2 separate regions of the Mus musculus genome follow, and region 1 is linked to region 2. The links are chromatin loops, found by intact Hi-C in ENCODE. Cell type or tissue: left cerebral cortex. All regions are shown on one strand. Links, peaks and the distances in the headings refer to the core of each region. The heading gives the core; the rest is flanking DNA. Region 1 holds the start of Ptprj (protein tyrosine phosphatase, receptor type, J). Region 2 overlaps Ptprj (protein tyrosine phosphatase, receptor type, J).

Region 1 (15,413 bases), core at 4,045-12,044, 53 kb after region 2:
CCCTTGAGGCAGATTTTTAACCAAACCCAGAGCTCACTCACTGGCTACACTGGCAAGCCAGCAAGTTCCAGGGATCCTCCTGCTTCCACCCTGCCTCTTTCCCGAGCACAGACCTCTATTCAAGGCTTTTACACAGACGCCAGGATCCAAACTCCTTGGTCTTTATTTTAGCACGCCAAGTACTTTATCAAGTGAACCATCTCCCCGGCCCAAAAAGAATTTTTTTCTTTTTTTTTTCTTTTTTTCTTTTTTTCTCTTTTTCTCTTTTTTTCTTTTTCTCTTTTTCTTTTTTTTCCTTTTTTCCTTTTTTTCTTTTTTCTTTTTTTCTCTTTTTCTCTTTTTCTCTTTTTCTCTTTTTCTCTTTTTTTCTTTTTCTCTTTTTCTCTTTTTCTTTTTTTCTTTTTTTCAAGAGTCAATAACAAGTAAACACCCCACCCCAGACACTGAAGAAGATATTCAACTAACTCAAAATTAAAGATACAAACAATTTTCATGATAAACTTTTTTAACCTCTCAGATTTGCACACACATAGAAGTTTAACAATCCTCAACCCAGGTGAGGGTATGGAGAAGCAGGTCTCTTTACACCCACATTTGTAGGTGCAATGGGGCAACAGTTCCAAAAACCATTCAAGAGCTCTGAGCTTTAAGCAGTGCCGCCGCTCCTATTTCTGCAATCCTAGGACCAGACAGAACTACACCAGTGGAGAGCCTCTCAGCTATTTACTACCTCTGCAATTTTCACAGCAACCACCCCAGGCTTCCATAATTCTTAACTCGTTGTGTTTTACTGTGACAGTTACAAAAAATAAACACCAAAGGCATTCCAGGAGAAGGACTTGAGGGAGGGGGAGGGGTCACACGGAAACAGCCGAGGGCCCACTGGGAAGGAAGGCCCATATGGCTGGCTTTCAGGAAGTTAGTTAAAAGAATAGGTTTACACAGGTTAAAAACTGGCATAATCTCCAAAATAACTGGATAAATTAGGAGGCTACGTACCAAGCATAACATGTATATAATATGCTCTATAAGTAGCTTGTATGGGCCACCAGGATGGATCAGTAGGTAAAGGCACTTGCCACCAAACCTGATGACCTGAGTTTGAACCCCAGGACTAACAAGGTAGAAGGAGAGGACCAACTCTCCTGTTTCCTCTGACTGCCACTCATGCTTCATGGTGTACACACCGCATGCACACAAATAAAAATGTAGTGTTTATAGGGAAATGCTGGGTATCAAACCTGGTGTTAGGCAAATGCTACATGGCCAGCCCACAGAACCATTTTCAGGACTGGGGCATGAGACATGGCGTGTAATGCAGCCAGTCCTAAACTTACTGTGTAGCTGAGAATGAAGAACCTCTGACCATTCTACCTCTCAGCACCTGTTCATCACAAGAAGAAATTTTCCTGGAAGTCTGTTTTGGCAAGGCATGTAGTATACTCCCAGACGCTGAGGCAGGGGCATATCTGGGAATTCAAGGTTTGCCTCAAATAAATAAATAAATAAATACTCTATCTTTAAATAGGACTGATAGCTTTCTGAGCCTACAGTACAGTAGCCTTGCATTTCCCATGGAGGAGACACTCCAAGACTCTCAGAGCCTAAAGCCATGGCTGACCTCCACATACATTATATATAATAATCTTTGTAACAAGACATATCTATGATAAAATTTGATTTATAAATTAGATACAGTAAGATATTAGCAATAATAAACTAATAAAAATGGAATGTTATAACAATACACTCTAACAAAAATGATGTGACTGTGGTTGCTCTCTCAAAATATTCTACTTAGTAATCCTAGCCTCAGCTGAGCACGTCTGACTGGACCCTAGAAGCAAGAACACAGAAATGGAGGGTCTAATGTACACGGGTTCACACTGGGGCGGGGGGGGGGGGGTTAATCTGGGCTTCCAAGGGATTTTTACTAGTCCAGGGGCTAAAGATGTAGAGAGTGCTTGCTCTGTACATGAGAGGCCCTGGGTTCCAATCTCAGCACCACGAAAAAGAAAAAAAAAAAAAAACCACTCTAAAGAGTTTATTAATAGCTGAGTATGCCAGGGCAAGGTGGTACACCCCTTCCTCCCAGCACTAGGGAGGCAGAGATAGGGAGATCTTTATGAGTTCAAGGCCAGACTAGTCTATATAGTGAATTTGAGACTAACAAAAGGCTATACTGTGAGACTCTGTGTAAAGAAGAAAGAGAGAGGGGGTGGGGGTTGGGAAGGAAGAAAGAGAAGTCTGGGCTTGGTGGTGTGCACCTGTAAACCTCCGCTCACTAAGGAAGCAGATACAAGGGGAACGCCAGTTCAAGAGCATCCTGGGAGACACAGTGATATCCTGGGTCAGAAATAAATAAAAAAGGGCTACTAAAGGAAACAACTCAAACGACACAAAATCCCACGTTTTCACTCCTTTAGGGAAACAATTCTTTCCTTCTACTCAAAGTCTCATTACCTGTCAAAAAGAAAGACAGCATCGCTATAAAGTTCATGCCGGTGCCATGTTTTAATATCGCTCAGTTATTCAGAAGGCATGAAATTACACTGGGCTGGCCCCTGGCACATCTACCCAGGAAAATAACCACACACACATACATACACACACACACACACACACACACACACACACACACACTCCTGCCCCGGAGAAGCAGCTAGTTTGTGACATAATACCAGCATTGTCTGCACAAGCTTCAGAAATGGCAGCAGCAGGGTACGGCTTCCCTCTAACAGGAAGAAGGAAAAGTGGAACTGAAAATTATTTGCATGTCTAAAATTAGAGGTTCTGTGGGAGCCGCGCGCTCGCTTCGGCCATCTCATCGCCGCTACCCCCCAACCCAGGCATTTCCATGCCATGGAAATTCTGAGACAATAGGACGGCTACAGCTGTCACTAATAAGGAAGTAATAACAAGTTTCCTACATCTCCTGTCCTCTGAGGGGTCACCAGAAAAGGCACTGGAAAGCCAGCCCTACCAGATGGTGATAAGCCCGCGGTAGACTTCTCTAGTCAGAGATTTCTGACACTTCCACAGGTCTCCACCCAGGGACTCTTTGCCCACCCCCCCCCCACCCCCACCCACCCACCCACCAACCATTCCTTCTCTGGCAAGTCCAGCGCCAGCTCTCTCTCTAAAGGGACCTCAGGGATGACGCACTGCCAACATCGCCACTGTGACTATGTATCTGGTCATCTAAATCATCCCCACCCTCACGGCCCATAAGAAAGCAATCTCTTCTTTCCCAGAATCGCCTTGGCTTTGGGACTGGCCCCAAACTAAGCATTTATCACCTGTGTAGTTTCCCAAAACCACCTCACACCTAAAGATCATTTACTCAGACTGCTTCCTCGGGATTCACTATTATATTTAAACAAATTTCCTTATTATGAGCCCATATGCAGCCTAGTCTGACTATAAAATCATGGGCTTGATATAGTTTACAAATACTGTTTTGCTAAGTAAAATAATACCTAACATCAAAAAGATAAAACACCTTGGAGAAACATTTAACAAATATTTGTTCTGGGAACTAATGACTCAAAGTCCCATTTCTTCCCTTACTACCCTGAAATGCCCCCACATAACAGCAGCAACCACTTCGAACAAATGCATCAGGCTTCAGGTTTTACTTGACAGCGGTCCTTCTATCTTATTTGATCCCCCCACCACCCAGCTAAGCAGGAAGTATTAGTTCCAGCTCCCAGATAAGGAAATGAAGAGTCACAGAGAGTGACTGGCTTGTTCTTGTAACTACTGAATGGCAGAGCAAGCCCACACCCAGGCTCTTCCACTTCAGTTTACCCACACAAGGCAGGTGTGCCTTTGTATACATACTCAGGCTTCAAAGAAACAGAAGTAGCCATGAGGGGCCTGAAGGTGTGACATAATTTGGGACACAAAGAATCCAAAATAATTCTCAGGCCTATCAAGGTTCGGGACCCTCAAGCCTATCTCTTGCCACAAAAGCCTGGCATCGATGCTCAGTTACACACTGAAAACCTCGACATCACCAGGACTTCTACAGCACAGAACAGGAAACTGGAGCAACAGAGCAACCTGGCTCTACTTGGGAATCATAAACTGAGAACATGCGCAGCAGCTACCACCAGAACTTCTGAAATGGCCAAATGAGACAGTTCATTAAAAGCCCTAACACAGTGCCCGACACACCTAATGCTACCTATTAATTATAATATTATCGGTGGCATGATGCTAAAAGGGAAATACACAGAAAATTGCATCTTATCCGCCACTCAAAATAATTCCCCTGGCCAAGAAGTGAATGAACTAAGAAGTAATTACTCGTGATGCACTGGCTAAAGCCAGGCCTACAGTCATCCAGAAACTCGGCCCCAGCCTCAAGCATTACTTTTAGGAGCTAAATAACCTCTTTGCTGACCAAAATTGCTCACTCTGGAGCCAGGATTCTCTCTGCTCAGGAAAGCTTGGGTATTCCTGGTCATCTTTGTCCTGGGGCTGAACTTGAAGTTAGCCCAAAGTCACAGACTAACCATAAACCAATTTGCTCTGTTTTCTTAAACTGTCTGCAAACAAAACAGAATGGTTGGGTTTTCCTTTGTTGTTCTGAAGCAAAACAAAAATAAAGTCACTCCTGTGAGAACTTAAAAAGCAGTTATAAGAGGAGCCAAAATATTTAGTGTGTGTACTCTGGTTGAAGCAGGAAAATAATCAGGCTTATAGATTAGCCACAAGACATAAAAATACAAAGTTATCACCCACCAAATGACACAAGACAAAGCAAAAAGGAACACTGTGAGACCAAGTGGCTACCAGTTGTTTTTGTTTTGTCGCTATCATCAGCATCTATTTTAATACAGACTGCTGTCAAGCTGATTAAGGAACCTAACAGGACTATATGTCTCAAGAGAGGAAGGAGAGATCACTTTGCCACACTGCCTAATACATACATAAACCAAAACTAGAGAGTACGAATGCACTCAGAAATGGACCAGTTAAGATAGCACACCCATGAAAGTCCTTGCACTAGGGTCATCTCTGACTGCCCGTCCTGTCTTGGAGAAAGGGAGTGAGATGCTAGTTTCAAAAATGGCTTTTCCGGGCCTACTAAGTACTGATGCTTCCGGCATCTCAGTTTCCAGCTTCCACGCCCTGTCCTCATCGGTGTCCAAACAGAGCTGGGTCTTTTCTGTGACCTTTTTTTCCCTTTCCTTTCTTTCCCTCCCCATTTCTGTTGCTTGTACTATAATAAATAAGAAAGCCTCTTCTGAAAAGAAAAATCAACATTAGGGAAGCCATCAAAGAAGTTCCCTCTTACTTTCTACACACACACACACACACAAATCAAAAATATTTCAAATCTAATTGACTTTTAAAAGATTTATTATTTTTCTTTTATTGATGTGTATGTGTGTCTAACTATGTGACTGTCTGTCACATTTGTATTGGTGCCTGTGGAGATCAAAAGAGAAGGTCAGAGCCCCTGGAGCTGGAGATAATTGTAAGCCTGCTCTAATTGACTCTTAAACTCAATTTGTAAGCAGTTTGGGGCATACAGTAACACAGCACTGTGCTCGAAGAGAAAACACAGCCAAAAAGCCTAGGCCCAGACTGGTAACTCAAGCTCTACTCTTGGCTTTTTTATAATCCTATCTTGCCAAATAACCTCTTCTCTCAAGTCCAATGTCCTCATCTAAGAGGTTTGAAGGGCTGGAGCTGTCTTCAACCACCAGAGCTAGCACCAAGCATGCTGGTGCTCAAATTCAATCCCAAAACTTGAGAGGCAGAGGCAGGCAGATCTCTGTGAGTTCAAGGGCAGCCTGGTTTATATAATGAGTTCTACCAGCCAGGGCTGGCAACATAAAAAAAAAAAAAAAAAAAAAACCCTGTCCAAAAAAAAAAAAAAAGGAGGGGAGCTTATTTTTAAAGGGGGGGGAGGCTGAGGATAAGGGTCTATGTGTTTTCAGTATAATATGTACATGTGTATGGATACACATGCCTGTGCTTGCACTGGGCAGAGGACACAGAATCGTATTCCTTTCAGACAGGGTCTCTTCCTGGGCAGCCAACAAGCCCCAGTGAGTCTCCACACCCCAGAGTATGCCCGTTCCAGGCACACACAACCACACTCCACATCTTACACTGGCCCTAGGGATTTGAACTCAGATCCTCATGTTTGTGTAGCAAGAACTCTTACTCAATGACCCATCCTATCTGCCCCTGACACAGTCTCTGAGTCACTTCAAAAGCGCAGGGCTTCTCTAAAACTGAGAATGTAACTTGGTGGTAGAGCGCATCCCCTACCCTGGGTTCCATCCCCAGCACCAGAGAGAGGGAGAGAGAGAGAGAGAGAGAAGGTGCCGATCCCCTGCAAGAGTCCATATCAAAATGAAACTGCTGAAAAGGATTGTTTTTGGAGATATTTCTTCATGAAACCTTTTATATTTCCTATTTTGTAACAAATACAAAAACAAGAATATGAAGACAGGACTCTCGAGTTTCTACAGAACAAACTAGAGGAAGGAAATAAGCAAACCCAAGGCAGGCGGAGGGTAGCAATGTGCTAAAGAAACACAAGGAAGGATTGGGCAAGAGATAAATTTACCCAAGATACTTTTTGCTGATTCAAAGCACAGCTTGCAACTTCTACTATTGTTGAAACAAAAGTCAGATACATACATATACATATGTATAATCAAATTAAACTAAAGAGAAATGTAGCTCAAATGTTTCTATAATATAAATTTTAGTTCAAGAGAATTTCAAGACCACACCATCCTGTACATGGAACACAAAAGCAAACAGATCTCAATGAGCTTGAAGCCACCCTAGTCTGCATAGCGAATTCTTGGAGAAGGGGAACTTCAAATAAGAAGCAGTTCTTTTTCTTTAACGTCAAAGACTGCTGTGCATGAATTTCCTACAGGGAAAGGATGAAGACAGCCCATCCACAATGTTCCCCAATAAATCCCCAATCCCATCTGAAAAGGCTTTATATGAAAAGTGGTGTACATATATAATATATATTTACAAAATTCTTTCACTCTTCAATGGAAGCCATTCAAACAATTCTACTATGAAATGGTGTGTCCCCTCCCCCATTCCTGCAGATGCTTTTTGCTAAAGATGGAATTGGGGAAAAGGGGCAAAATCAACTCTGGTTCTTCTTCAGACTCAGCTCTTACCCAGTCCAGTAAAGAATTATTTGCTGGGGACAACACCACGAGTCCTGTGCAAATCCTGCTTTAGAAACTATAAGTTACCCTTGCTGACAATTAGTTCAGGCCCAGACTCAGGCTCCCTTCTTCTGCCCGCCTGCTCTGCTGCCCCAGTGCCTATGTTTCCTCTAGAACAATTCATATTCTCATTCTCTCTCTCTCTCTCTCTCTCTCTCTCTCTCTCTCTCTCTCTCTCTCTCTCTCCCTCTCTCCCTCTCTCTCTCCCTCCCTCCCTCCCTCCCTCCCGTGTCTGTGTGTGTGCAAAGCTTTCTCTCAAAGTCAGTTTCCATCCCCAGCCTATGCTTCATTTGTGTCTCACTGTCTGTTTAGAGCTGGTACCTATAAAGCAAGTGAGACTTTCATTAGCAAAAAGCAAGACAAGAGCATCCTCCAGGCCACTTTCAGCTGCAGAGTTCAAGACCACAGCCAGTTCCCAGAAGGCTGTGAGGCAGAACTCGCTTGCTCAGCTCCCGCAGCACCAGCTGGGTGATTCCACTCTTTCACTTCTCTCCCTCAGTTCCCTATCTGCAAAATGGGAATGTCCCCCCAGCTGCCTTGCATCACATCCCCTGCCATGAAAATACCACTGAGAGAAAAGATCCAAAATTCGAGTCCCACCATTATCGGAAAAAAAAAAGTGAAGCAAGGAAAAAAAAAAAAGAAAGAAAAGAAAAGTCTGGAGGGGAGGGGTATAGCTAGCGCCCACAAAGCACGAATGCACACCCAGAAAAGCCAGCACTATCTCAGGAGCGATGATGAGAACAGAGCCAGCAGCCTCAAGGGACGCCTTTGAGCGGCCACCTTGGCAAGGCTGGGAACTTTCCCCCACAAAAAGCGCCCTCGGTTCTGAGTCCGGCGCTTCGCCCACCGCCCAGCGCCAGGGCCTGTCCCCAAGCACCCGGCCACCGCCACTGCCCTTCTGTCCAAGCCCTCGTGCCCCTCCAGGCCGGGTCGTAGGTCGGCCTCGGCTCAGCCAGGCCGTCCCTGCTCCGCATCCACAGCCCTCCGCAAACACGCCCCCTCCGGCCGCTTCGGGCGCGCAAGCAGGGCCCGCGCTGGCCAGACGTGACCAGCTCCGGGAAAGGCCGGGCCACCGCCGCCTGCAGCCCATGCGGGAGCTTCTATGGAAGAGTCAACGGGCACGGCGGGGGACACCCTGGGGACCCCGGAATCCTGCCCTTCCCCTGGCACCCGGGAGCCAGGGAAGGGGCTGAGTGGCGGGAGCAGGAGGCTGGCCAAGATCCCTGCCAGCCTCCTCCAGGAGGAAGGCTCCCAGGACCACGATCTCTCAGACCCTCGCCGGGTGTTCCTGGAACGGGTGACACCCGGGCAGGTGCAGGCGATGCCAATTCGGCCCGCGTCTTCCTACCACACGCCCAGGCCCACTCGAGAGCTTACCTGGCCCTGGCGTAGCAACAGCAGCAGCGGCAGCAGCGCCCAGCGGAGCCCGGGCGAGCGCGGGGGTGTCCGCGTCTCCCGCGCCGCGGGCTTCATGCCCTGCGCGCCCTGGAACGTGCCCGGGACGCGCCCCGCCGTGTGCCCGAAGCCGGGCGCCCTCGTCTCCGTCTCCAGCCGACGCCTCCGCCTCCTTCTCCGCCAGCCGGTCCGCCTAGTCCCCGCTCCGCCCGCCCCGGGCTTCCCCGGGGACATGGCAGCGGCGGCGGCGGCGGCCACACGGCGGAGCCTAGCGCGCCTGGCGCGGAGCGGCCGCGGCCTTAGACTCGCAGGGGCTTCGCGGGGCGGAGCGAGCGGCGCCCACCCTCCGCGCGTGGCTCCCAGCTCCCGGCTCCCGCGGCCCCGGCTGCTCCCTCTGCCTCCTCCGCGCGTCATGCGGCTCCGGCTGCAGGGAGCCGCGCCGAGCGCTCGGCCCCCTCTCTTCCCCTCCCCCTCTGAATATTCATCGCTTCCTCCCGCTCGGGCGGGCCGGCCGCTGCCGTGCTCCGCGGCCCCTCGCCGCCCTCTCGCCGCGGCCCCCGCCCCCAGCGAGCTGGCGGCGGGCGGGGAGTGGGCGGTGGCGAGCCCGGTGCACGCTCTGGCGTCTCCCCTCCCGCGGCCGGAGGAAGCGCCCCCTCCCTGTCCGCCTAGCCCTCCCACATTCCTGGGACTCGGGACCCGGGACGCTGCTCCACTGTTCCAGAGCCACGAGCTAGTATGGATGGGTCAGTAGGGACTCTTCAGCCTGGGACTCCCTCCCTGGCTCTGGCTTGAGCGTGCCTCTTGCCCAGGTCACAGTCGTGCTTGCTTCTAGACCGCAATCTGGTGAAGCCTGGCCCGTGGGTGGGCTTTGGGGGAGGGTGTGGGTGAACCCCCCGAAACTATTGGAAGCACACCATGTATTCTGTTCTCTCCCCAGACGCTGGGCCAGGAAGTCAGAGAGCCTGCACAGAAGCTGGTCCAGTGATTAGAGCCCCAGCTGTGGCATATGGCAAGCCCAGCTGTGCTATATACTAACTGTGTAATCCTGGTTGTGTGACTTGGAGAGAGATGCCTCACCTCTCTTGACCACTCTATGCTCCTGTGTAACAGGAAGATACTACGGGTACCTGTCTACCGAGACTTGCCTGGCGATTAAATGAGATCATGGGTAAAGTCCCAAAGAGGGTGGGACATAAGGTGAGCCCATCTGGCAGCTGTCATCACAAGTCCTGATCTGAAAGGAGTTACAAATTACCACGAATACTGCTACTGTGCCCAGGCTCACGAGAGGAAACCAAAGAGCTCTATCTACTGCACCTAGAAGTAATGACAGACAGTACCAAACCAAGGCATGCTAGGGAGGGAAAGACTGATTCTGACCAAAGGAAGAGGTGACACTTGAGCTGGGCTTTGATGGATGGTTGGGTTTCACCGGGCAGAGAGAGGGGAGCAGTGTGGCAGGAAGTGGGAGCAACTTGGCAAAAAAAAAAAAAAAAAAAAAAAAAAAAATCAGAAGGCAGATTCTTCAACCTTGACCTTCTGAGAAACAGAGAAACAGGAGCGTTCTATTTGGGAAGACCTGAGCAGCCAAGATAGTGAAGTGAATCTAGTCTGGACCCTATGAGAACTGGAATGTAGACCACCAGGTGTCCAGCCTGCTTCTAGGCATCCCTTGGGCCTCAGAGTCCCAGCTTCACGCAGAGAACAGAGGGGAAAGGGGCTGCACCTGTCCTCTGGTATTTTGCATTTGATTAAACACTATCTGGTTATCACAGCCCACAGGAGTTATGTTCCTCCCTGCCTCACTCTTCTTGAGGCAGAAACAGGTGTTTTTTAAAAGCACTCACACCAGCCAGGCATGGTAGCACACAGCTTTAGTCACAGCAATCAGGAGGCAGAAACAGGAGGAGGTAAATTCAAGTCCAGCCTGGTCTACAGAGTGATTTCCAGGACAGCTGGGGTAACATCATAAAGAGACTTCATCTCAAAAAAATTAAAAAATAAAAATAAACAAATAAATAAATAAAGCACCTTCCATGGTGCCCAGAGGAAAGGAGTTATAATGCTAATAGAACTGTACCTGCCCCTGATCCTCACAGACCTTGCACCATCCCAGTTGCCACAGATTCACATCTTGGTTCTGTCAACAGGGGTATGAACTCCTGCATGCCCTTTGATTTCCTACTGGGTAGAATGTATGCCCCCATTTAAGAGGTAGTGACCGTTTAAGAACTAACAGCCTTCTCTGAGAAGGGGTTAATACGTGCATAATAAACAAATCAAGATGAACTGATACTCTGTATGAGAAATGAACCCTGAACAGTGCTAGTTGGAAACTCCTTGTGGGCGGGACCTCATCTCCTCTGCCTACTCTGTGGCATCTTCACGATGCCTAGCATGTTCAGTACATTGTAGGAGCTGGGGCTCTTAAAATGTGTGGTTACCTGATGGGGAACATGGATTCTTTGCAAAGACAGACTAGGGAAGAATCATTCCCTAGGCAAAGGGATACCACAGTCTCTCTTTGCAGTTAGAATGGTGTTATATACTTGTCTTCTGTGAACCATAGCTGCCAATGCTTAATTCTATTTAACCACAGTTTTGAATTTATGGAGTTGTTTTGTTTTATAAAAAGGTCCCAGGTAGCCCAAGCTGACCCCTAACTTCAAATATACCTGAAGAATGACCTCAAACTTCTGATCCTCCTCTCTCTATGCTTAAGTGCCAGGACTGTAAACATGCATCACCACACCCCACTTATGCACTGCTGAGGACTGAGTCCACAGCTCCATGCATGCTAGGCAGGCACCCTAGCAGCTGAGCTAGATCCCCTCTGTCTATTTGACTGCCGTCCTCGTGGAGCTAAGTAAGCTGCCCAAAGACAGGGCCTGTGTCTTGCTCATCATTGCATTCACAGCAAATAGCAGTCATTCCTGTTGTACTTACTTAATTAAACTAAGTGCATGCCTTTGAATAGCAAAATAAGACACTAATTATATACCTAGACAACACACATACATACACTCATATGTACAAGCACACACACACACTCATACCATATTCTGTTTGCAAAACAGCTTTTCAGAAATAAATCTATTTTACAAAGTTCAATATATACATGTGCCTTGAGAATATACAGTATAATGCTAATGGACCTTTTTTCTATCATTTCCCCTTCACACAAAGGCTAAAGTTTTATTGACTATAGGGACAGGCACATAAAAATACCAGAACAAGAAGGAGGAGACACTGGCAAGACTGGGGTTGGAGGGGCAACTGGGTCTTTCCTTAAAACTCTATAGGGTGATACTGGGACTTCGTATTTTAAACCAGCTCTTTGAGCACTCCTTGTTGTCAAACATGCTTAGACAATTCTATTAAGCTACCTGTATCGTGTCTCTAATAATAATTATTTACAAAGAGATACATGGATAGATAAAAATAAATGGTTGATAGAGAACCAGTTATTTATGCAAGGTCACGAAGCTGTGTATGATAAAACCAGGAACTGAAACCATTTCTCTCTTGGCACTCTGCCATAATACCTCACCTCTTGATGTTTGCAGATAAAAGGTGACGTCAAGTGCTCTTGTGGGCAGTCTGTAACTGTTGCTTTTATTATTGTGTTCTTAAGCCTGTCTCCCACCAATTTTAGAAAGTTAAGAGATAGAATTTGTGACTTCCACTTCACCCCACACACAACTGAGAAGAGGAAGACGCGTCCTTAATAGCATCCTACATCCCAGCAGGAGGCAGGCTTGCTGGGCACTGGCCTCAAACCAGGTCACCAGCCCCAGAGGGAGTCCTTTCAGCCTGGCAACCCTCTGTGTACTTTAAAAGCCACCATGAGCAAACCATTCTCCAAGGTCCTCCTAAGCGGAATGGAATGTTTCTTGAGAGTCTGATTAGCTAATGCTGCAGGCATGGCTGCCCTGAGACCTTCCTGCCTTGCTAACTTGAATGGAATCAGAATGGAAAGGAAGACTTTAAGGAAAAAAAAAATCTTTGTGAAAAAGAAGAAAAAGAAAAAGTAGCACTTTATCTTCATAATATGAACAGGATGTTTCCTGTGGACTAGTTACTGGGCTATAGTTAGAATGCCATGTTCATCTATCAGACCTTAATTCCTCCCTCACAAAAGCCTGAATCACCTGCCCAAGTTCACAGCTTTGGAGTGCCGTGGTGACCTTTTCTGTTTCTGAGTTTCTGACTTCAAGCATTTGCATCGTTAAGTATTTCCCTAATTCTTTACTTCTCTCTCTCTCTCTCTCTCTCTCTCTCTCTCTCTCTCTCTCTCTCTCTCTCTCTCTCTCTCTCGTGTGTGTGTGTGTGTGTGTGTGTGTGTGTTATAGAAAAAATGCTTGACTTCCAAAGAGTCAGCTGTGTGTAACACATTTTTCAGTGCAGCCACCTAAGGATGTAGGAGGGACAGCCGTTGCTTTCAAGGGTCCCCTGCATTCCGTGACATGATAATCCCACTTGCTTCTGTGTCTCCAGCCCTCCTTCAAAGCTAGGAGGACCAAAGATCTTCATACCCTGGCAAGACAGACCCAAGATCCATGGTCTTCGAATACCTAGAAAGAGGAAGTAGCAAGGGAACTCGGGTCCTAAAAGACAAAGAGCTTTTGTCCAAGGCTTGTGTGGTGCTTTGAGTAAGAATAGCCCCATGGGCTTATAGATTTGAACACTTTGTCACCAGACAGTAGCACTATTTGAAAAGCCCAGTCTCTTTTTCTTCCTGCTGTCTTCATATTTGCCTGTATGTTTAATTCTCAGGTACCAGTCTGCATCCTGCCATGCTCCCTGCCATGAAGATAATGGACTAAACCTCTAAAACTGTAAGCAAGCCCCAGTAAAATGCTTTCCTTTATAAGAGTTGCTATGGTCATGGTGTCTCTTCACAGAAATAGAACACTGACTAAGACAGCCCTGAAACAACTGCACAATGCCCAGAAGTGGCAGGCAGGGGACAGAATGCAGAGGAGCCTTCTGTGGGAATAGCCCCTCAAACAAAGGAAGAGCTGAGAGATGAAAAGTCTAGAAAAGATGAGTGGGTTCAGGCCCAGAGGTCTCCGACTCCCCTTCTTTCCAAATTGAAAATAAAATCTAATCACATTGTGCTAGGAATATAGAATATCTAGGTTTCTGAAATCAGTATAAGAAATAATCTGCAATAATTGCTGATAGAGAAGAAAGTATCCTATAATCTAAATAGATAGATAGATAGATAGATAGATAGATACTTAGATAGATAGAAAGACAGATAGCTTAATTATATGTATAAGTATATAATTAGGCAGACAGACAGACAGATGGTTTTGCCTTTAGGAACAGACAGACAGATGGCTTTGCCTTTAGGAACCAAATGTAGTAGGTGTATGTATGATTCTTGCAGTAGAGTCAGCTACTTAGTTCAAATACTGCCATGACTTAACTGTGTGATCCTGAACACAGTTCCGTAGGTTCTCTATGCTCCAATATCCTTATCTATCATCAGTGAAGATGCTGATGTTGATCATCTATATCTCTCAGCGTTGCATTAAAATAGCTGAAGCACTTGTAATGTTTCCTGTAAAGTAAGTGCTATGGGCATGTTTTCAAGTCTTAACATCTCTTTCTAGATGATCTGGAGCAGATATATATGATAAAAAAGAGTATGTCTTTTGGACCAGATGGACCAAGTTCAAATCCTATATATTGGCCACAGGTAGCACACGTCAGAAATCCCCGCACTCAGGAGGCAAAGACAGGTGGATCTCTGGGAATTCTAAGCCAGCCATGTCTATATGTCTGGGAGTTCCAGGCCAGCCAAGGGCTACACAGTGAGGGGTGTTTGTGAATTGGTCAGGATGGACTAGGTTCTGCTGCTGCCACAGCAGACAGCCTCCTAAATCTCGAACACTTAAGGCTCATTTCATGTCCACCTCAAGTTAGCTGAGGATCAGTCTTCATTGTGTGCTTCCTCAGCCGCCTCAGCCCCATCTGCTGGGGCAGAAGGCATCTAGAATATTGTCAGTTGCTCCTGTAAAGGGGCAGAGAGGTTTAGAGAATCCCATGGTTTGGCTTTTATATGTCCTTCAAAGGCTAAAGGATTCCACACCAACCTATGTTGCCCTTAAGAGATGGTAGATGCCCTTGAGAGATCCTTTAGAAGATGGAGCCTTGTGGATGTAGTTAAGGCCAGTGGGACATGCCATCAAAAGAGACACCGAGACTTTTGAGGTTCTGAGATGAACAACTTTCTTTCACCCCATGCTTAGGTCATGTCTCGTGGCCCCACCACAAGCCTGAAGCAAAAAGGTCAAGTGACCATATACTGGAGCCTCCGAAACTGGGAGCCAAAATGTGCCTATCCTCCTGATTGTCTTGGGTGTTTATCATGACCCCAGAGAACAGACTAACAAGCACACTAACAAACTAAACTCAGACAAACTGAGCCAGCAAAGGAATGCTGTGTCCTGGATGTGCCATCTGTTTTACTCACAAGAGCCGGGGCTGGACATACAGCAGAGGCAGAGGTATCCTGAGAACAGAAACAACCTCTAAAGTCTGCCTGTCAATAGTATGGGTTCCTGACCAATAGCTTGGACAAGCCCTGGAAATCTGTCCAAAAAAGGCAGAACTTCTGGCCTGGTCAGAGGCCTACTGAGTCTAAATCTACATTTCAACAAGCTGCATAGTAGGTTTGTAAGACCATGCAAGTGTGGGAGGAACTGGCCAAGTCCACTGACTGGCAGGACCTCCGCATGCCGAGGGAGGGATGTGTCTCCTAGCTCTTGTCCCTGCCTTTAG
Region 2 (15,413 bases), core at 4,311-12,310:
GCCCACCATTCATTATCCTGAAAGCTGGAATGTGAAAGAGAGGCTGGGAGCAATCTTTTTTTATTAATGGATTATGGTACTCTTCCTCTTTTTTTTTTTAATGAATTTTTTTTTCCTAAAAGAAATTGTTGAGGTGTTAGTCCTACTAAAACACCCATCAGCCTCCAATCGTCTTCCGGACTTACTAAAATTAAAGGGAGCCACTAAAAGAAGCTGGCATTACCTCACTGGCTTCCGACTTCTCCCGTTCTGCATCTTTCCAAGTCTGTGGGTGGGTAGAGCAAACACTGGCTCTTCGAATGTCCTGGCCTACTTTGTTGTTTGTGTGGCAACACAAGCTTGGATTATTTTAACTTTAAAAAAAAAATTGTTTCTGATCCTGTGCAGTGTGAAGAGGCAGTACCTGTGTCTCTGCAGAATGCTGGTTCACTAGACGAGAAAGAAGGTTCTGGTGCGGCTCGCTTTCAGGCTTTGAAAGGGGCTTCTCCACAATGAATCCAAAAATACAGCTGCATTCAAATGATTCATTAGTTGAAGTCTCAGTAACCACAGAGCCCACTTCCAGGACTGGTCTCCACAGGCACCAGACACATTCATGCAGGTAAATACTCATACACATAAAATAAAAATAAATAAGTCGCTTTTAAAACGCTACTTCATAGGGGCGAGAGAGATGGCTTGTCAGTTAAACACAGTAACCACTTTCCATAGAGACCCAGGTTCAGTTCCCAGCCCCCACATCAGGGAGCCCACAACTGCATGCAACTACGGTTGCCAGAAATTTATTGCCTCCTCTGGCCTCCACAGGTACATAAATTCGGAGATACATACACATAAATAAAAAATAAATATTTTCATCTACTTTGCAGACCTGACAATCTTCATTTTTGAAGGCTTAGTTACACTGTAGCAATAACTCAAAAAGCAAGATGGGATGCTGGGGATATAACTAGGTTGGTAGAGTACTTCCCTCGAATGCATGAAGCCCTGGGTCCAATCCCCAGCGTCATATAAACTGAGAACAGTGGTGAATGCCTATATTTCCAACATTTAGGTACAGACAGGAGAGTCAGAAGTTCAAGGTCATCCTGGGCTAAATAATGAGGCCAACCTGAGATACATGAGACCTTTTGGTTTTTTGGGTTTTTTTAAATGCTCATAGGTTTTTGGGGTTTTTTTTGTTTTGTTTTGTTTTTTGTTTGTTTGTTTGTTTGTTTGTTTTTTAAAAAAAAACTATGCTCAAAGCTCCTTGAAAACCCCAGTCAAACTACATTCTTATTCTTTTAAGAATAGGGCTTGAGCCAATGGGACAGAAGGAATTGGGGTTAAGAGTTCATAGGAACACAGACTGTAAGACCAGGCACAGCAGGCACACAACCTTGGGGAAACACAACCTTACACTAATGAATTGTCCTTTCTCTGCCTGATCCCTAAAAGGGACTTAACAACAGGAGCTACCCATTGATCAGGAAGAGGATGCCAGTGGACACCTCCTTATAGGCCAGCTTGTCTTGCTCCAGCCCAAATACACAGAGCACAACCCCCAAAATTGACCATAGGGTTTTATTCTTGACCCTCCTGCGTACCCAGGTGCTGCCACAGAGGCTAGAGAGACAATAGGTAACAAAGCAGGCAAGCTTCCTCAAGCAACCTGACTCCTCGCTTAGAAAGGAGCAACACTTGTATAACAGAGACAAATCAATGCTTTGGGTAAAAATAGATTAGGGTTAAAGATCGATCAGGAATTCGAGGGAGCTGCAGGACGTGGGCTATGCCCAAACAAACCCTTTACAATCTAAAGCTGAATAACACTAAAACACCTGCACCACCAAATACCCAAGCTTACCTCGAACCTGCTGTGGACACCTACCTTCACCTACAGTGGGCTTAACTGATGATAAAGTATTGGCCATCTCATCTGGCTGGCTGGGAGCTATGGACCACTGCTCAATGCAGCAATGCAAAAAGTCTTCAACTCTATATCACTAAGCAAGGGAAAGATCACAAATCACAATCCAGAGTTTCCCCTGAATGTGTAGCACTTTTACACTATCATAAAACACGCTGAGTTGGGAGCTGGTGAGATGGCTCAGTGGGTTAAGGCACTCATAACCAAGCCTTGTGACCTGAGATCCATGCTCAGGACCCACATGGTAGAAGGAAAGAACTGACTATCCACAGGCTATACCTTTCCACACGTGCATCATGGCTCATGAAAATGCACAGGCACATAATAACTTTCTTATTTCTACTGCAACCAGATATGGTAGCACATTCGTGTAATCCCAGCATGTTCAGTGTAGAAGCAGGAGGATCGGAAGTTCAAGAACATCCCTCCCTCCAGTGTGCAGCAAGTTTGAGGCCAGCCTGGGCTACATGAAACCCTGTCTCAAGCCTCTCCTCTCACCAAAAAAAGAAAATCTAAGTTAAACTGTTGCAAGTTAAGGACTAGCTATACTTTAGGGGAAGTTCTGAGTAACCCAAAGGCATTCAAGAGACTGACATGGTCTAGGAGGTAGCAGGGCCACTGGCGCCATTCAGAGCAGGTAAGAAGGGAGGAAGTAAGGGTGACAGTGACAGATTGTATCAGGCTTTGTAAGGATCTTTCTCCCTGAGGGAAAATAAGGACCATGGAGGGTTAGCTCAAGGAAAAATAAGTAATCCAATTTCAATTTTTAAAAAAGGCATTCTAGTTGCCTTGTAGAAGCAGACACAAGAGGGTTTGTGGCACATGTAGAGAGAACAGATAAGTGGCCATCAAGACCAAAAGTGACAATGACTTGGACCCAAGCAGTAGCCAGGAGGTATGAGAAACGTTCAGATCCTGCATTTGCTCTGTAGGTCAAGCCCACAGACAGGTAGGTAGGCCGGATACAGGTTTCATAGGACAGGCTTCAAGGAGGACTCCAAAGCTTTTCCTAGGAACAACTGGAAGAACCGAATGGCCAGGAACTGAGGGGAGAAACAAGCTGGGCCCAATGGTACAAACTGTGTCCCTGTTCTCAAGGGAGAGGACCGAGGCCTTCCTTTACACAACTGGCATCTTTTGGTTTCCAGATATGAGGAACTTCCCACAAAAATTCCACCTTGTACGTGCTCCATCTTCCCAGGGAGCAAGAGTGTGCTATCTCCTCTGTGAATATCTACTTGTGACTATCCATACCACTACCGATCCTAGCGCTCTACCCACGACTGGTGGGTGCACTACTGAACCTCAGGTTCACATCTAAGACATAGCCTCCACCTGAGCTGCTATGGGTAATAAAGATAGTGTTTGGTCTCTCCCTTTGTTTTTTACACTGTGCCTCTCAGGTCGTTGATATGGGGGTGTTGTTTAAACTCCAACATTAAGCACGTCAAAAACATTGACAATAACATCTACCTTGACTTTCACAACTCTTTGGAACCTCAGACTCACCTCTCTAGTTAGTTAATCAGCAAATGAGGCCTAAGCACTACTATTAAACGCCACTAGACAGCAATGTCTGAGGGTGGTGGAGGTTCTGTATCATGCGTTTATTTGATGGTTAAATACTTCATGGTTGGTCACCCCACCAGAAGGTATGCAACTGGGCCAGCCAGACATTCTGATTCTAAAGGCCCCACTCTGCTTCTGTTCGTTAGCCAGTCAATGGTGGACAAGTTAGTTAACCTCTCTGTGCCTGCATGTATTATCAATAAAGAGGTTATGACATCATCTACTTCCTTGGGTTATCATGAGGATTAAATGTGCTAACTGATACACAGTACTTGGAAGAACAGCTGACACACTGAAAGCACTCAGTAACTGTCACTGCCAGGACTGTCACCATCACTACCATACCCAACTGCCTCTCTAATAATTAGGATAAAAGCTACCATTACCAAATTGCTTTGTAGCAAGAACTGTACACTGAGTACTTTACAGACAATTATGCAAGAAAACCTTGTAACTATGAGTTTTGTTCTGCTTTTTTTTTTTTTGAACCCAGGAACACGAAGCTCAGAGAGCAAGGCTAAATATAATGGCAAGAGCTCACACAACTAGCAAATAAATGTCAAAGTCAGGATTTGAACTTGCTTCTTATACATTTTTGGCAGAAATAAATTAAGTATATGCAATAAAGCGAACACGTGTGCTTCTGCCTGCTATTTCAAATGTTAAAATTACACACAGAATTCAGGGCACCTCCCCAACTCACAAAGCTCCCTTTGAGGCACTTCAGCCCAAGAGCACAAAGCAGGGGGAAGCTCCCCCCTCCTAGCTAACCTTATTCTCTGTGTGCAGTACCAATCACTCCAGACCACATCCCATTCCCACCACCACCTGAAAACCCACTTCCTCCACAGAACACATCCCAGGAAGCAAAAGTCAACATTAGGCCCTGGCGTCTCCAAGAACACCTTGTATATTGACCTATGTGTGCCAGCAAGTAACCGAGCTGGAAAAACAGACTCGCAAAGCCTGGAAAGGGATCAGAGTACCCTGGCACATCTTCAACACTGCTGGTTAGACCCAGCATTAGCAGGGCCGAGCCAAGCAGAGTCCTGAAAAATCCCCAGGTCAATGCCGGGGCCAAAGATAAGAGAGTCACAGTGGTATTTCCTAGACCTGACCGGGAGGCCTACCTGTGGAATGGCACTCTCAGACACCACCATCCCCAACTTTCCCAAACCCATCTGCATGTGGAACGGCAGACAGGCCCTTGTGTACCAGCCTGCCTGGCAAGCTAGTTTCCTTGAAATAGAGTGCCGTGGGCTCTTCTGAGTGCTTTGAACATGTCATGGTGCTCTACTTCACATGTCCGTCACAAGACCTGCCCTTAAGCCTTCCCAGACCAGAACTTATCAGGACAATCAGACTAGCACGGGTGGAAGGGAAAAGAACAGAGGACAAAAAAAAAAAAAAAAAAAGCAAGCAAAAGGATAGGATAGGATAGGATAGGATAGGATTACCTAGGAGACCTGCAGAGATTTGGGGCTTTGAAGACATGAAAAATTACGGTTCCATGCTCACAGGCAATCACCCAGGCAAAAACATGCTCCATATTACTTCATAAACACACCTTGGTGTATGTTGAGTCCCTACATGCACCAGCATCATAGTGGAGTATGGATAGATAGGAGATACATTTATTCCCTTCATTTCATCCTCCCAAACACCTTGGGAGACACCAGAGGTGATCTGACTTTACCAGTGATGAAATTCACAGTCAGGCTTATTAACTTGTTCTGGTGTAAAACAGACTCCATGGTAATACAGAATCAGCACCAGTCTGAGTCAGAGCTCCCACTCAACGTTTCCCATGAAAAGGCATCAGCAAGGGAAACATCGGGAGACCCAGTGTATTCAGCAAGACCACAGGGGCGGCAGACATTTAGGGTTCAAAATGATACCAAAGTCAGAAGATGGTGATAAACCACTTAGACACTGGGCAGGTCTTCCAACATCTGTAAGTCTTAGTCTTCACCTGAGAGAAGAGTCCATTTAAAATCAGGCAATACAGACAGAGTATGTGGCATGTGATTTGCAGACAGGTCAATTCTCAAAATGCAACTGAAGTTCATGGAGCAAGCCTGCTACCTGACTGTTCGCTAAAGTACCACCCTCCATCATCCTCATCCATTTCATTTATGGGTGCTCATTTCCCAGTGCTCTCAATGTCCCAGGGCTCATCATGGTCTTGGCCATGTGACTATATTTAGAAGACAAGGAAATGATGCTCAGATGAGAGTGTCTTCCTCAAAGCCTGCGGGGATGGAAGGATGCATACCTAAGGAGTCTAACTCCAGAATGTATGCTCACGATGCCAGAGAAGAAACATCTCCTAACCTCTAACCTGAAAAAGTTTAGCTGCTTGGTTCCAGATGATGAAATTGGGAAGAGATCACACTGCCAGGCACACCTGCTCCCACTTCCTCCTGGCTGCCTCCTAAAAGCACAGTTTCTTCACGGTTATTGCTTCCCATAGGGTGTCTCCATCCCTGAACTTCACACACTGGGAATGCAGGAGCTGCGGCTGAGGAAATAGTTCTAAGCCACATCACTGGCCTCAATCCACCCAAGGCCAATAGCACCCTCAGAAGGCCTCCTGGCATTAAATGCCCAATGGGGTGTGAAAATCACCAATTAGGAACTACACGGGAACCCGACGACAGAGCAGAACATACAGAGTCTTCCCGAGCCCCACGCACAGGAGCTGGGCCTTAAATCCCAGTCCTATTATATGGCCCATGAGCTAACTCCTTCATGGCCCTCACGGGGATGCTGTGAAAAGCCGAGAGTAATTACGCCAAGCCCAGAGCTCAGGGGCTGCCTCGCAGAAATAGAACCATAAAGACATAGGCCATCAGCTGAGTCCCACCTCACAGAACCCTGAAAGTCACTAGGAAAAAAAGGAGCATATTTTTCCACTTTTGCAGGTTAACAAAGTCATCAGGAGAAAAAACATCTTCCATACTTCCTTATGTATGGGAGTGGAAATAATATAATCAAATAACTTCCTCTAAGTCAAAAAGATCTCAAGTAGCTTGACCTGGAGACCAAATGTAAGAGTCCTCCGGCTTTAGCTTGGATCCCACCACCACCACCACCACCACCACCCCAGAGCCTTGACACTCAAACACAGTGCATGCTTCAGTGCGTACACGCCCACACACACACACGCACGCACACACTCACGGTAGCACTTCATACCTAACCTTTTATGAAAATGACATGCCCAAAATCATGAAATGCAGAGTAATAAGACTGGTAAACTTAAAATTCTTACCAAAAAAAAATATGTTCTAGACTGCTAACTACTAACAACGGGGTATTAAAAAAAAAAGTTACCAATAAGAGAAACCATTCATAATAGAACACCAAAAGAATCATTTCTGTCATATGATCACTTCAGGAATACCATACAATCATGTCTATAATGTGCTCTGGGGATAAAACCCTAAGAAATACAGCAAGAATGTGGATGTGGACAGTGTTTATCTGTAAATGTCATCTCTCCATTAACATCCTCCTTCATTTTCTAAGTTCTTGATCTTTAACAACCACCGAAGAGGCAAGAAAAGGCTCGTGGGTAGCTGAAGGCTGAACCTCAGTCCAGTTTCACCTAAGATAACCTTGTGCCAGGTACTTAACTTTCCCCACTTAATAGCCCAACAGTAGCAAGAGCCCTGGATGGAAGCTATTCCTATTAGGCCCTGGGAATAACAAAAACAGGTACCCCAGAATCAAAGACGTCATCAGTTAATTGGCCATTTCCCCGCGGCAGCTGTGGTACACGGATGAGAAGACAGAAATGTCCACCAGGTACCCTGTTAGATGTACCAAGATTCATAGGAGAGCTACACCCACCAGTTATACCAAAGATAAGAACAGGGAGGTAGCCTCTAAAAAAGGCTGCTTGCTACAGAAGAGAGCACACCAATCCCTGGTTCAGACCGAACCAGACAGCTCTACTTCACCAAACTGAGAAAATGAGCTTATCATCAAAAATAAATAAGTAAGTCCTCTGCTTTTACTGCTGTGTGCGAAGCTAAGAAATTACATTTTCTTAGCACAAGCCATGACCAAAGCCTCTGACTGACGTTTAATTAACTTTCCAAATAATTGCTCAAAGGCTCAAAAACAGCCTGGTACATAGCAGGCACTGAGGCATTCTGACAAATGGATGTGTGGGCCAACGTGGGTCCTAAAGGAACTCAGGAAAAAGGAATCACCATCCTATGCCACTACGTGCCTATCCAAAGCCACAGAACGCACACTGCCGCAAGTGAGCCCTGAAGTGAACCAGGGCGTCTGCGAGATAACGGCACTGCGGAAGAGTCGCTGCATCTGCCATCCTGAATGGATGGTGCCAAGTGTGGTTGCTGAATTTGTAGGTTTGACGAGGGGATATGAAATTTCTGAAATTTCTTCTACTTAACGCAGCCGTAAGCCTAAAACTGCTCTTAGAAATAAACTTAGCTCGGCACACTGGCACACACCTGGAATGTCAACACTTGGTAAATGGAGGCAGAAGGGCCAAATTAGGTCAGCTACAGAGAGAGTTTGAAGCCACTCTGGGCTACATGAAATCTTGGTTCAAAAATAAAAGTAAGGGCTGGGAAGATGGTTGTCTATAAAGTGTGTGAAGCCTGAGTTCTCACAGAACCATGGTAATGCAACATTAAAAAGGCAGAGACAGGAGGACCCGGGGCTTGCTAGCCAGCCAATCCAGCAGACTAGTAAATTCTGAGCTCATTGAGAAACACGGTCTAAGGAAATAATGTGGAAAGTAATACAAGAAGACACGTAACATCGACCTGCCTGCCCCCACACACATATACACATAGACCAATAAACAATACAATACAAATAAACTTAATCAAGAACGCAACCATAGTTGATAAAACACAGCAGGCTTTATCAGCTCTGTGTACAAAAACCAGCATACTTCTGTGACATGCCACAAAACCACGCATTCACAAGCCATCTGACTGCAGAGGCTATAGAACCAGAAAAGCAGGCTCGCCAGGGTGCTCGCTCCACACAGCACAGGAATGTTTTCAGCTCGCTGTACATTTCCTGAGTGTCAGAGGACTCAAAGAAAGACCTTCCAGCTTTCGGTTGGCTCTTCAACAAAAAGCACTTTTATTCACAAAGCTCCAGTAACTCTAAAGCTAGGAGGGTTTTTTTTTTCTCCCTCTCTCTCTGCAAATTCCTAAAAAGGGAGCTTCACAGATGAGGCCTCCAAAGGCAGGCTCTGCTGCAATTTAATTTTCATTCTAAAAGGCCATCCTCACATAAGGTCCGTGTCAAGCTGCCATTCCCCACAGAGCCCTATAGTTAAAACAACAGGGTCTTCCAGGTTTCTTAAGCCAGTCTCCGTGTCAAACGTACTCGGCCTGTCTCCATTCACTGAGTACCCCAGTGTGGAGTTTGACATTGTTGCTATAACTCAATGTGCTCCACTGAGTGAGATTTTAACCCACTGGGCATATCTGGCTATGCCTGCAAACACTCCGGTTACTACAACTGGGCTGGGTAGAAAAGGGGTGCTTCTGATGCTGCTGGCATCCTGCCGTGCATAAAACAGCCTCCAAAACAAAGCATTACCCAGCACCAAACATTACCAGTGCAGGCTTGAGCCCTGCCAAAATGGAAGGCTCAGAAATAAAATGTTTGACTCTGAACATCAGTGAAAATTTACTCTAAGCAACGAATGTTCTTTGGGAGAAAGTGGAGACTCCCCGACTACCCAGGCAACGGTTGACTTTACTGAGATTTTTGAATGTTCTGTATTGTTGTGTTGTGGTTTTTTTGTCTGGTTGATTTGGTTTGAGAGGAGGGCTGGGGGGGGGGGGGGACAACCAATTGTCATATAAGTATGCCAATATGTGTACTCACATGTGTGCATGCAAAGCCCACGCCATCAGGCACCCTGTCACCCACTGCCCTCCTACCTTGAGACGGGGTCTCTTAACTGAGTGGGAAGCTTGAATTTCAGCTGGGCTGGATTGCCAGTGAGCTCTCGCAATCCACCTGTCTCTGCCGCAATGCTGGGGTTTCAAGTACGTACAGCTATGTCCAGCTTTTCATATGTGTCCTGGGAATCCAAGCTCAGGTCGTCATGTTTGGAGAGCAAGTTCTGTTACTAACTGAGCCATGTCTCTTGCCCCAAGGCACATATTTTTTAGTAGTTTTCTTTTATAGTTGAAGAAACATTGAATGGAGAAGGAGGATCAGGAGTTCAAAGCTGGTCTGCACACTCACATGAATCCCCCCACACACACACACCACACAAACACACAACACATAGTACTCCCACCAAAAAAAAAAACAGTTCCTCAGAGCCGATGGCTCAGCTGGTAAAGGCACGTGCCCAAGGAAACAGAAGCAGATGAGACCCTAAACCCCTTCAACACATCTGTTGGGTTACATGGACAGTGACGTCCACAGCATCCCCCAAGACAGCCACTAATGACTAGAACCCCATCAAACTGGCAACAGCCAGCCCAGAAAGCTCGGAACCCCACAAAAGCCCCATGAGAAGTGCATACTGCATGCACAGTGGAAAATCTGTTTCCGAAGAACTACCAGAGCACCCACCAGGCTGAGTCACCCTCCCAGGTCGCCCTCATGTTCACGTGCAGTGGAGGAATTTCCACACTTCCATTTTTCTACAAATGTGATCAGGAGTCAAAAGTAATGCAAGTCAAGGATGTGAGAAGTTTATATTTTAAATCATCTTGTTTCCTTATATGTGTTTGTGTTGGAGGGCAGGTGCAGTGCTTAAGATCAAACCCAAAGCCAAGTACTCTACCTCTGAGCTATCCACCAGCACCTACGATCTCACTACGCAGCCCAAGCTAGCCTTCAACTCAAGAGCCTCGTGTCTCAGAACCCTGAATGCCAGGGTTGTTGTCAGGCGCCACCGGGTCCAGTTTAGAAACTTTTTCAAGTGTTTTGGTGAGGTTTTGTTTTGTTTTGTTGTTTCAGGGATGGTAGCTGTTTGATGCTTTTGACAGGATGGCCATACAGCAGGCTACTAGGTTCCATCTCACCTGACCTTTGTTTATTTTTTACTTATGGCTTTGTTTGGGGGGGGTTGTTTCAGGTTTGGTTTTTTTGTTGTTGATGTTGTTGGGTTTGCTTATTCATTCTGTTTGTTCTTTCAGCAAGTTTAATAAACTTTTGCCCAAACCCCAACTGAAATGTGCATGAAGACAGTCAAATGCATTTCATCAGACAGCATCCTCTGCTGCCTCAGACCTCAAGACTCTTCTGAGTCTCGTTTACAAGCTCAGTCATGGGCTTCCCTTGGCTTGTTAACGAAGTCAAACAGTTGTGTTTGTGGTGCTGGGAATTAGGTGCATCACACATGCCAGGCAAACACTCTACTACGGAGGACTACCACCTACCACAGTCTCTATCTACTTATTTATTCACTTTGTGTGTGTGTGTGTGAGTGTGTGTGTGTGTGTGTGTGTGTGTGTTAATGTCCTTCGTGGCTTTGTGTGTTGTGTCCCAGAGTTCTGCTGCATTGGGTATCTTCTTCAGTCACTCCCTACATTTTTAAATGTTTTTTTCTTGTTGTGTATGCTTTGACTACCGGTATATATGAGCACCATATGCACACAGTGCCTATGGAGGCCAGAAGAGGGTGTCAGAACCTCTAGGACTGGAGTGACAGGTGGTTGCCAGCTGCCCGTGTATGCTGGGAACTGCTCTGAGCTCTCTGTAAGATCGCTAAGCCATCTCTTCAGCCTATCCCCCACTTAATGTCTGAGACAGGGTCTCTCACTGAACCTGGACCTCACTAATAAGCTAAACTAGTCAGCCATCAAGCTCCAGGAGTCCGCCTGTCTCCTCCGTCTCAACACCGGGTTAGAGACACACCATAGATGGCTTCTTAGGTAGGTGCTGAGGAGCCAGACTCAGATCTTTACATTTCAAAGCAAGCACAATTGGTGAACTGAACAACTGTCTCAGAGCCACTGAGCCCCTTTTTTGCTTCCTACTTTGAGACGGAGTCTTGATAAATCACTCACGCCAATCTTGAACCTGCTCTGTCTTCTACATTTCTTCCTCAGCACACTGAGCAGCTGGGGTTACAGGCTTCACCACCAGGCCAGGTACAACTTTAAACTTTTTTCAAAGTTTGCTTGTGAGCTCATAGAGAAACCCTCAGATTTCTGAGACCAGAGAGCCTGTCACTCCTATCTACCAAAGCCAATATGAAGCCAGAGCACAGCACACAGTAGACTCCATAATTGCCCATGGAATGAACAAATGAATGAAAGTGACCCTTGGAACAAGGAGTTCTGTCGTCCATTTCCTCCAATCTAAGACAGAGACATTACAAGGCTCTCTTAGCATGAGGATTGAACGAGCCAGGGGATGCGCCAATGCTAGCCCTAGGCCTCCATACAGTACTGCCCGGGCAGAGCTCCAGAGAGACCAGGAAGAAAACAAAGAGGTTGTACTTGACATGCATGGCATCTGCATCCTGATCTCCTCCACCCAGGAGAACAAACGTAAACTCCTACTCCTGTCAGGTACTCCCTCACCCCTGCAGAAGGCAGCAGAGCAGGGCTGTGGCCTGCAGAGAGAGGAGCTGATAAGAAAGACAAGGCCACAGCAAGAGTCTAAAAAGTGGGTTCTACTTAACTCAGGTACCCCAGCAAGTCTCCTCTGTCCCCATCAGACCAGAGGATGGAGAGGAGGGGAGCCAAGGAAAAGGGAACAAACTCAATTCTCATAAGAAAGATCCCTGAGAGCTGCAGCCATTTTGAGCAGGCAGCCCCAGGTTTTTACTTGGACGAGGTGAGGAGACAGTAAAGAGAAGCTTGCCACCAGGCTCCATGCAGCAAGAACTACAAAGACGTACATCTCAGAAGATGATGCACTGCTCACGGTGCAGTCCAGTTCATAGTGTGGTTCATATGGGCACTGAAGGCACTCTAGTGAAGAAGCAGTTCAAGGCCCACTCTGCCAGGAGCCCAGCTCCCAAAGCTTCTCTGGGGTCTCTTTCCACTGGCTGACAAAACAGACTCTGCAGACTCCCAGACCAAAACCAGCCCACCTGTAACACGTACAAGGTCAAAATCCAAGCTAACCCTCCAAGACACAAAAATGTTCCCTAAGACAAAAATCCCAAGTCCCACCATTTGTGCAGGGAAAGAACATGATAGACATGCCAAGGTGGGGGGGGGGGGGTACTTGGATAGCAGATGTGACCCTGGGAGGCAGTGATACAGGCAAAGTCCCAGCAAGCATGTGAGATCAACCCCTCCCTCCCCCCCCAAAAAAAAATTCTGATAACCTATTGTGACCAGAAGCTGTCTGGGACCACACACAAAGCTTCATCAACCGTGAAGACCTCTATCCCACCACTACCCACTGCTGCGCCCCGTTACCACTCCTACTCCCTCATACGCTGGTCTCTGAGGTCCTGATGACTTGGCCTGCTATCCTTACCCTGGTTTTGGGGGAGCTGCAGAAGAAACACCAGCTCCTGATCTTATACCATCTCCCTTTCCTCACGTGGGGAATGGGAAAGAAAAGCAGCCAAGCTGTCAGCCTACCAACCTGACTGGCTTCTTATGAAATCCCAAACCTAGGTGATAAACAGTTAATCTTCTGTTCACCATCACTAACAACCCAATAAGCATTGAAGATAGGTCACCACCCTTAACTACTCAGACTGAGGCTTAGACCCAAACACTGTGGTGCCCCTTGGGCCTTCACCACCCAAGAGGACTGACCTTAGAGCAGCTGTGAATCTTCCCAGCTGTACAGTAGTCCTCACTGGAGGACACACCTCCCACCTTCCTGGGGGCATCCACTGAGGCAGTCAACCCTACAGCCAGCTGAGCAAGTAACTAGTTTGAACCCACTGGGGACAGGGTTGGAGAGCAACCTTGAAATAAACACAAGTGGAAAAGCCAAAATATAACACACCATCTCGGGGAAAACTCTGAGGGCCTGAGCTCTACAAACTGTGTAGGCCTTCCCTCAAGCCCAGTCCTCAAGGAAGAAGAAACACACCAAGTGCTACAAAAACCCTTGGAGCAAATTAACCACCTAGGACTAGAACTTCCCAGTCTCAAAACACTGGCAAAGGCTTGCAACTCTCTTCAAAGAACAGTGGTCCTTTTTCAAGACATCAAAGATTTACTGCCACCATCCAGCCAGTCAGCATGGACTTCAGAACTACTCGTAAAACAGAAAGGTATTGACAGAGTCGCTTACACCCTCCCCCAGGCCCCGTGTCCTTATCCTCCCCCTCCCCCCCCCCCCTGTAGAATGGCCCAGGATCAGGTATGATGCCACTATAGCTGCGCCTCTCCGGGAACTCCCACACTTGTCCACAAGGATCCCTTGACCCATCTCATCAGACCTTGCCAGTCTTGAACCATCCCTATTGAGGTGCAGCGAGGGCTGAATAACTCAAGAAAGGATAAAATAGAACCTCAACCATTTCCTTCCCTATTCTGCTTGGAACGCCCACCATCTCATACAGGTGGCACTTGTTCTACTTAGTTGAACAATGAATTTTTTTTTCTCCCTAAGGACAAAAACTGAGGCTCTTGACTGTATTAGTTAACTCTCTAGTCCCTCCACCCTCAAGCCAAGAAGCCCTGGTCTCCACAGGCCTCTGCCTGCGTCCTTCCGGCCTGAGGGGTGTGGTCCTGTTCTCTTGGAAAAGAACAAGATCTGACTAAATGTGACCTCATTGCTAAATACGGGGCCAAAATAGAAAGTCCTGCCTAAAAGAAAGATAATCAAAGGCTATAAAGACCACTGTCTGTGCATGGACCAGGTTCCAGGCCTGGCAGGTCAAAACCCACGCTGTAGGGGTGTGCTCTTTCTCTAAGAAAGCACATCAACTGCATTTATATACTCTTAGAAATCTTTCATAACAGGTCAAAGGTGAGCCTGATTCCATGGCTCAAAATGGATATTGTTCATGATATCTGTATAAGTCTTACATTTAGGGAAGCTCTGTTCTCTGAAACAACATCCTCTCCCTTTCTCTCTCCCCACTTCTCTCTCTTCTTTTACTCCTCTTTTTACATTCCTCCCTTTTTCTTCTTTACATTGGGCACACACACACACACACACTGGGGCTACAGATCTATTTTTACAAATGTCTATAGTCCTCCAGTGCTCTCAACTGCTGCCCTCTTCCCCAGCATGGAATACATCATATATCTCCAAGACATGCCACTGGCTTTACACATTAATTTCTACTAAGTTGGTTAAGAGCACTCTTATCTGAGCACAGTAACACACACCTTTAATCCTGCAGGGGCAGGCAGACCTCTGAGTTCCAGGCCAACCTGGTCTACATAATGAGTTCAAATTCAGCCAGGACTTCACTTAAAAAGACAAATTACTCTTGTAATTCAAAACAAACTTTCTCAAGCTTGAGAGAGGAGGTGGTGTTTTCCATGACACACAGATCTTCCCCTTGACAACCCCAAAATGAGAAAGCCTACTGGTTCAATGTTAGAAAAAAAGACACCACGTGCTGGCTCCAGTGAGCCACAATCCAGAACACAGAGTGTCCTATTCATGAGAAAAACATAGGGGATGTTTTCTCTGACTACTCAGAGTCTCTGTCACGTCCTAGTGGGCAAATAAAACTCATATGACCAAGAAGATACTAAAGAGATCTCTTATAACATAATTCCCACCATCACAATGCCCCCATCCATCAACCCTGTGTCTCTCACAAAAGGCTTGTCTAATAAGGATGTCAACTCCTGACAGCATTTAATAAATCCTGACAGACCCAATCAAAACAATAGGACCTTTACTGAGTCAATAAACATTTCCTAGTTGGTCCTCACATAAATTCAAACTACCCCTCTCCAGAGTGAGTGCGTGTGTGAGTGTGTGTGTGTGTGTGTGTGTGCATGTGTGTGAAACATTTCTTAACCTAAGA

What was found. Peaks named below come from ENCODE experiments on the same cell type or tissue, not always from the same donor. Only the 100,000 strongest peaks of a DNase experiment are listed, where the experiment ranks them.
Region 1: it touches region 2 in a loop (1.9-fold over the local background); 4 of 42 quality-filtered maps call a loop at or near these places.

Annotation. Positions count from the first base shown.
Region 1 is chr2:90,571,553-90,586,965 of GRCm38, forward strand. It overlaps Ptprj (protein tyrosine phosphatase, receptor type, J), which reads right to left and starts at 9,043. Exons shown (of 24, transcript NM_008982.6): 1 at 8,604-9,043. The coding sequence starts at 8,699. Gm46752 reads left to right here and starts at 9,203. Exons shown (of 3, transcript XR_001783391.2): 1 at 9,203-9,364; 2 at 9,559-9,818; 3 at 13,398-13,437. In left cerebral cortex, for the core only: CTCF peaks have their summits at 8,248 and 8,881; DNase peaks (open chromatin) are centred at 6,566, 7,680, 8,003, 8,232 and 3 more places; H3K4me3 peaks cover 3,360 bases; H3K27ac peaks cover 2,859 bases.
Region 2 is chr2:90,518,242-90,533,654 of GRCm38, forward strand. All of the region lies in intron 1 of Ptprj (protein tyrosine phosphatase, receptor type, J), which reads right to left. Among named protein-coding and RNA genes, the nearest start is that of Ptprj, 55 kb to the right of the region's middle. In left cerebral cortex, for the core only: no CTCF peak of the experiment used is centred there; DNase peaks (open chromatin) are centred at 5,267, 7,810, 8,568, 9,018 and 1 more place; H3K27ac peaks cover 1,825 bases.